Linked DNA regions of Mus musculus: all the other regions are linked to region 1. The links are chromatin loops, found by intact Hi-C in ENCODE. Cell type or tissue: left cerebral cortex. All regions are shown on one strand.

Region 1 (2,500 bases):
CAGCCTAGGGGAATCTTGAACCATTTCCCCTCCTGTTTTTCATAATCTTTTCAGTGCCCCAAGGCTCCTGGACTAAACTCCTAATTTATTCTAAGTAATTACATTCAAGAATCGACCGTTGTTCCAAGCAATGAAAAATGAAGGTTTTGTTTGGCCTGGATGTTGTGCTTCCAGGGCGGGATGCCAAGTGTCTGAGCAGGTCTCAGCATGAAGAAGGGACCAGAAGAAGGGACCTTTGTGGTCCAAGAACTTGCACTTCTAAATGAATATTTAAATAATTTTATAGCAGGCTGCGAGCACAGACTTTACTCAATGGTACAGCTCAGCCTCAGACAGGAGGTTGTAGTTACTGTAAATCAAATGAAAAGGTAGAGGTGTTGATGAGTGTGTTCTGTTCTCATGAAGTTAAAAGCACAGCCTAAGCAATGATACGAACTCATAGATGTATATATGCGTGTGTATACGTGTATATGTGTTCATATACGTGTGTAACATAAACAGCACCAGCCTCCGTCCAATCATCATAAGATTATTTTCAATATAAAATTAGCTTTACAAAAGTGGACATTTCAAATAGTTAGGCTAGCTTTTCACAGCCACAGCTGTGTGAGAAGTTTTCTTAACAAAGTCTTGTGTTCACTGTGATGGAGAAGACAGCCCAGGCTCCCCCCAAACACCATCAATTCCTTTTACGTTTTTTTCCGGGACACTTCAGATGCTGAAGGAAATGAAGAAAGATCAACATGCATTCTGATTTTTAAATAGTGCTTTTCTAGGTAGAACTTTAATAGATTTCATCTAAATGTATTTTCTTTGACAAGTTTGTCTTTTTTAAATCCCACGTATCAATTTCCACAGTTTAATAAAATTCAATTTGTCACATCCCAAATTTTTAGGTAAAATTTACTACCAACAAAAAACCCTCCTCCTCATACCCACTAGTCATCTAAGACATGCTACAGTCACCCCAACAAAGCCGGGTAAGTGGGTGTGCCTGGGAGCCCAGGAGGGATTAAATAAAGCAAGTGTGCCCTCTGCTGGCTGCAGTGAGGATCAAGTACCAAAGGGTCTGTCAATATTCAAAACCATCCTACAGAAAGGAGAAAAGAGAACGAGCATGCGCGAACGAACACGCTCTACAAATTCTTATGGGTTACTCTGGCCCCCGGGTGTTCAGTGTTTAGATGAGCAAAGGAAACTGTAAGCCGGAATCCTGCCGGTCTGCAGAATGGCCGAGAACATGGCCATCCAGTGACCTTCAGACAAGAGAGCAACGGACAAAACCGGGTCATTTAGCCAGATCCCAGCCAGCCAATCTCCTGCTACTTCTCCTTCAGCGCTAAGTTTACTGTCCTGAGGCCCGGGGACAGGAATCTGTTTGTCTACAGAGGTAGATCTGGGATTAATAACAATGTTGAACCTCTCTCGCTTTTATATCGTGTACAAGCACCGCATTTACCTATCCCCAAAAGGACTAAAATCTCGTGGGGGTGATCCAGAGCTGATGTGGTATTCGCCACACCAGAGTTGAGTTCTTTGTTGTTGTTGTTGTTGTTTGTTTGTTTGTTTTTTCAAGACAGGGTTTCTCTGTGTAGCCCTGTCTGTCCTGGAATTCACTCTGTAGACCAGGCTGGCCTTGAACTCAGAAATCTGCCTGTCTCCGCCTCCCAAGTGCTGGGATTGAAGGCATGTGCCACCACTGCCCTACTCAGAGTTTAGTTCTTAACCACTGACCTGCACTGCCTCCTCTATCTTTCTGTCACTCACGGTGCCTGCTTTCCTGCCCCCTGGAGTGCTAGGTTAGCATCCCATTTCCTTCTATTTTTCTGTCTCTGTCTCTCTATCTCTGTGTGTGTCTCTGTCTCTCTGTCTCTGTCTCTCTCTCTCTCTCTCACACACACACACACACACACACACACACACACACACACACACTGGATTTATAGGAAGAGAAGACATGACATGTTTGATTTACTTTGCCCTATGTTGACAGATCTGATAACAGTGTGACAGACGAGAAGCTGGAATCAATTGACTAAAATTATACTTTTTTTTTTTTAAATCCACTTTACCCTTTCTCCACAGTTAGTTACCAGATCATGTTTTCATTCTGGCACACTGTACCCAGTAGAGATTGGTACCAACTCACAAGCAAAGGCCCGTCTTCATCAAATTGCTCTTTCAAACTTAGTTTAGACAGTTTCTCAGCTGCGGACTGAGGCACCGTTTCCCCTGCTATGATCAAGCCCCAAGTAGTAAGAGAAACATCTTCCCACTTCGATGTCTGCAACCCAAAGGCCCAGGGGAGCTCATGTGTCCTCTTGGAAGAATCTTGAGAGAAAATACAATAGAAAACAAAGGAAGATTTTAACTTCTTGGCTGAACCCAGCAATTGTGACATTATGTTTTAAATCCAACGTACACAGACTATGCAAATGTTTGAAAGCCTTATATTGGACAATGGCTTACAGATGTGAAGGACTTGTCAGTGGGTAGGCAC
Region 2 (2,500 bases), 780 kb before region 1:
TTTTTTTGGGTTTTTTGTTTGTTTGTTTTTTAGAGACAGGGTTTTTTTTGTGTGTGTGTAGCCCTGGCTGTCCTGGAACTCACTCTGTAGACCAGGCTGGCCTCGAACACAGAAATCCGCCTGCCTCTGCCTCCGAAGTGCTGGGATTACAGGCGTGCACCACCACACCCGGCCTAAAAAGTTTTGTTTTGTTTTTTGTTTTTTTGTTAATTTATTCTTATAGGTGTACCCATCCATTTAAGAAAAATATTTAATTTATTCTCCAAATCAAAGGCTACAAAATTGAAAAGTACTCATTTTAACTTTAGACATAATCCTTCCAGCTATATGCCATTTATGTGTTGCTATAGTTTTCTAATCATATAGAAAACCACATGAAATCACAGAAGCAGTTTACATTATTCTGATTGTGACTTGAATTCATACCCCAGCAGGCCCCTGCCACACTGTATCTCTCTGCTTCTGCCTCTCACTCACCCCTCCCTGATCAGAGAGGCTCAGCTACCACAGAGCAGGCTGTGATGCCGCTAACAGTTGGAGAAATAGTTGAAGTAAAGAGATGAATGCTAATGAAGACATACACTGCCGTGTTCCAAGCCTACACGGTTGAATGGCCCCTCAGGTTGTTTCCCTTTAGCTTTCTCTAAGCATCCGAAGACTTCACAAAACACAGCACAACATAGGACTTCTCGGCCTTCCTCCTCCTGCAAGAAGTGCTTTCAAGAGGCTCCTGTGGGAGAGTCCTCTGTAGACCCTGGCTGCTCACTGTAATCTTACGTGGGTCACACCTTTCTGTGCGCCTATCAGAGTAGGGAAGACCGGTGAGTGGCAGCCGTGGTTTATGGGTTTATGGGAAGGCAGTGCGGGTTTCCACTGCGTGCCAATCACTGGAAAGCCTTTGGGGGACTGCAGGAACTGTTGCTTTGTGGTAAATGAAAGTTAAGAACTGAGCTACAGAGTCACCTAAACCCTTAGGACTGACTGCCGAACCTGGAAACACACACACACACACACACACACACACACACACACACACACACACACTCTCTCGCCCGCGCGCGCGCGCGCGCTTGCTTCATGTCGCCCTAGCCAGTGGATGCATCTTTGTATCCACTGCAGTTACTGCAGACAAAGGTAAAAGCAGGTGCCCACCTTAGGACCGAAAGGACCAGGAGACCAGATGGTTAAGTAAATTGCGCCAGTTGCAGCCTCAAACCTGCCCGAGATGCTCACAGTGTAGACTGTTAGCTTCTCAGGGAGGCTGCATCCTGGAGCGGACTGGCTTGCATTTGCTATGGACTGGTTGTCCACACACAAACTCCAGCCTTCATCACCTAGCATAGCACAACACAGCTTTCCTAGCGCTCAGCAAAACAGGCGCCTGCCTAGGAAGCTTTTCTTGAATCGCGGCAGGGCGGCAGGGAGGCAGGGCAGCAGGGCAGCGCTCTTTCTCCTCCCGGCTCCCTTCCTTCTTCATTTCCATATCCAGCCACAAGAAGAGGGGAGTTAATGATTCATTTGCTCCCTGGTGACCTTTTGAATAACTGGACTGCGATGTATCAGCCAGACTCCAGGTCCCCCACCACCCCCCTCCGGCTTCTCTGGTTTGGCTTTAATATTTACAGCCTCCTTGTTGGTCTACATGCCTGAACGCCCGAAGGAAGCAAAACGTTTATTGCCTCTCCCTCCCTGAGTTTGGAGCCGTTTCACCCAGCCCCATTCCTGCCTTTGACATCACGGGGGAGGCTCCGGGCTGGGCACGGTCTGCAGGCACTCCTCTGCCTCAGCTGATCCTTTCACCCAAACAAACAATGGATTCTGACTCGGACTCACCTTTCAACTACTCCTGGCCTTCCTTCCCCAAGATGAAGATTCGGCGCAGGGCATCCAAGAAAGGTAGATCATGGAGCCTTTTGTTTGCCCAGAGCCAAACCGCGGCACCTCTGCGTTCTTACCTCTCTGTCCTGTGTTTCCCTGCCTGCTGCTTGCCAGTAAAGTTCTTGTTTTCACAAGTCTTTCTAGAGATCTTGCCGTAAGACACTTTGTGTATGGACTTCTGAGGTACATACATGTATTTCCCCCTCCGCTCCCTTTACTTTAAAATCTACCTTAGCGTCATTATCCATACTTAAAAAAAAAAAAAGTGCGGCTCCGGGATGTGTCTGGGGGTCAGTACTAGGTAAATGTTTTGAATTTGTCTAATCGCAGTTACCTTGGAGTTACTTTGACAATAAAGAGTCCTGTTGATTTAAACATGTCTAGACTTTGTAAAGCTTAAAGAGACCTCATGCTTGCTGCTAACTCTATGCTTCTCTCTCTCTCTCTCTCTCTCTCTCTCTCTCTCTCTCTCTCTCTCTCTCCCTCTCCCTCTCTCTCTGTGTGTGTGTGTGTGTGTGTGTGTGTGTGTGTGTGTGTGTGTGTGTGTTTAGAAGTTAATTATTTAAGGGAAATTTGTTCGTAAGGAATTCTATTTAATGATTTTGTAGTTATTGTAAGGAAA
Region 3 (2,500 bases), 770 kb before region 1:
ATCCAACCCACAGAAAATTCCTGGGATGGAGATCGTCTTGGAATCTGGATAATTTTCTGTGTAGCCACAGGTCTAGCTCAGAGGAGCTTGAGGTGAGGTTTTCCATGCCAAGACTAACGGCAGCAAAGTCACGAGGGAGCTTTGAAGAGGAGTGGCTGAGGAGAGTGGCCACAGTTCTCTGGGCTTGGTCACTCTCCTTTCGAGGGCAGCTGCATACTTCCTTGTGGCTCACACTGAAGGTGTGAGGGCCTGCTCTGTCTTCCAGAACTTGGCAAGGGTTCCTTAAATTGGCAAACAATTTAGCATGCAACGATAGGGTTTGTTCTTGGTCACTACTGGGTTTGCGGCACAGTAGTCCATCACCTTTATCTGGTAGTTCTGGGATAGAACCCAGGGCTTTGTGCACGTTAGGCAAATGCACTATGGCCAAGCTACATCCATAGCCTACCTCACACTGGTAGGTATGAATGCATGCTAGAGATTTGTTGGGACGAGCTGGGGTAGATGGGTACTGGGGAGATGGGAGAAAGTGAGAGGAGGCAGTATGTGTTATGTATGTATATAAAACTGTCAAGTAGAAATTTAGAAAACGGAAAATAAAAGAACTAACTAGAAAAATGGTTATGTTAATACCCATGTGGGTATGGAGATACCATATGACAGATGGTTAAAAACAGCCCTGTGTACTCTTAGGGAAAGCATTTCCAGATAATACATTTCTGCATACATTCCCCAGTAAGGGGAGCTTACTGATAAACTAGTGTTCGGCATGAGAACATTTACATTGCAAAAGAAAGGGACTTTCCCCCCTCTCTTGTTTTATATATAAAGATGTTGAAAATCTAGAAATTGTATGTCATAAAAATTTGAAAGTAAAAACCAATTATATGTCATGACATGTAGCTATCTGTTGGCATCTTGACTTTGCTTTCTAGCTCTTTCTCCTGGGTATTTTGAATGTTGTGCTATTAAAAAAACAAAATGAAATTATGCATCTGCTGTTTCATGGATGCTTTCTCAGCCAGGCCTACTCTGTCATATCTTGGCAGCCAGTTACTAGGAGAAATTACACACTTGGGGCCCAGGAAGAAGGCAAACATACCTAGAAATAAGTCACACTGTAGCATGTAGATGAGACTTCTTAAAGGGAAAATTCCAGACATTGCTCAAATGCCATTTTCTTTCATTTTTAATGCACATGACAAAGAATTTGCAATCAGAGTGTATTTGTTACAAGTTGATTATGGTTGCATTTATAATCTGTCTAGTGTAATCTATTGCTACAAAGCTGATGGAAATGTCAGATTTTCCTACTTTGTACATTGTAACACCATAAGCATAAAATTATGCTCACTTTGTCTCAGATGTGTGCTGTATTCCAGAGGATTTAATTTGTGGAGAAGAAATGAAATGGTATTATTTTTGACAGTTCATTCCTCTAAGAATAATAAAAAAAAATGATTATATGGTTATAGGTAATTCATCTAGACTGAGTTTTACACACACACACAACGAGAGAGAGAGAGAGAGAGAGAGAGAGAGAGAGAGAGAGAGAGAGAGAGAGATTGAGAGAGAGAGATTGAAAATCAAAAGGTAGTTCAGAATTATCAGCCATGCCAGATTGGAGCTGTGCCTGAATATCTAAAATAATTTCTGTGAAATATTCTAGCATGTGTCAGTGTCTAATGGGTGTGATATCTATATTTTTTGGAAAAAAGGAAAAAGAAAATTGCGCTACTGCTAAACCGTTTTTCTTTTTCGCAAAGTCAGGCGTGCGTTCAGAACCTCTCTGAAATGCCCACTGTGAAATGTTCACCAATGTTAGGAATATTAATTTAACTTTAATCTAACAAACCTCAACCTCTAAATTGAACAGTCTCTGATAGAGAATATTCCAGAGTCAAACGTGATATTCTTTGCTTCACAATAGAACACTCAGTGACCCCAGTAATAAAGTACTTAGAATAGGCCAGCAGGTGACTGACAGTGGTCATGTGCTCTTGGGGGCGGGGCTTGAACGACACCTTGGCTTCCTTGCCCGTGTTGTTTAGGCTCAGATGACTGAATGGAATCACGAGGGTCTGGTTTGCAGTAAGCACTGTGTATATAGCCAGAGCAATGGGGTTCACCGTCTGTCATGGGAACGAGAGTGCTGAAGGTGGTGCTTTTGCTGTGTCTCATATTTTATTTCTTCTCCCTCACTTCCATGCTTTTTCTTCCTTTCCCTGTTCCTTCATTTGCAACTTTGCCTGATGTTCCTGTATTTCTCTAGAAGAGAGTAAATACTTGATTATCTGTTCATTTTTTGAGGCAGAATCTCACTGGGTAGCCCAAACAGGCTTTACACTCAACAATCCTCCTGCCTCAGCCTCTTGAATGCTAGGACTACAGCCTTCTGCCACTATGACCATCTCTGGATGTTTTAAGTAAAGGGATTAAACAGTACAGAGGAAGCACACAGGGTCTGTGTTGTTCTGCGTGCTCTGTTTACTGATCAGAC

The links. Peaks named below come from ENCODE experiments on the same cell type or tissue, not always from the same donor. Only the 100,000 strongest peaks of a DNase experiment are listed, where the experiment ranks them.
Region 2: it touches region 1 in a loop (2.6-fold over the local background); 6 of 42 quality-filtered maps call a loop at or near these places.
Region 3: it touches region 1 in a loop (4-fold over the local background); 3 of 42 quality-filtered maps call a loop at or near these places.

The regions. Positions count from the first base shown.
Region 1 is chr13:97,233,763-97,236,262 of GRCm38, reverse strand. No RefSeq gene overlaps it. Among named protein-coding and RNA genes, the nearest start is that of Enc1, 6.1 kb to the left of the region's middle. In left cerebral cortex, a CTCF peak has its summit at 1,030 (motif pointing left); a DNase peak (open chromatin) is centred at 1,037; H3K4me3 peaks cover 406 bases; H3K27ac peaks cover 262 bases.
Region 2 is chr13:98,015,411-98,017,910 of GRCm38, reverse strand. All of the region lies in intron 9 of Arhgef28 (Rho guanine nucleotide exchange factor (GEF) 28), which reads left to right. Among named protein-coding and RNA genes, the nearest start is that of Gm34388, 120 kb to the right of the region's middle. In left cerebral cortex, no CTCF peak of the experiment used is centred here; DNase peaks (open chromatin) are centred at 862 and 1,236; H3K4me3 peaks cover 1,450 bases; H3K27ac peaks cover 948 bases.
Region 3 is chr13:98,003,414-98,005,913 of GRCm38, reverse strand. All of the region lies in intron 9 of Arhgef28 (Rho guanine nucleotide exchange factor (GEF) 28), which reads left to right. Among named protein-coding and RNA genes, the nearest start is that of Gm34388, 110 kb to the right of the region's middle. In left cerebral cortex, no CTCF peak of the experiment used is centred here; a DNase peak (open chromatin) is centred at 1,048.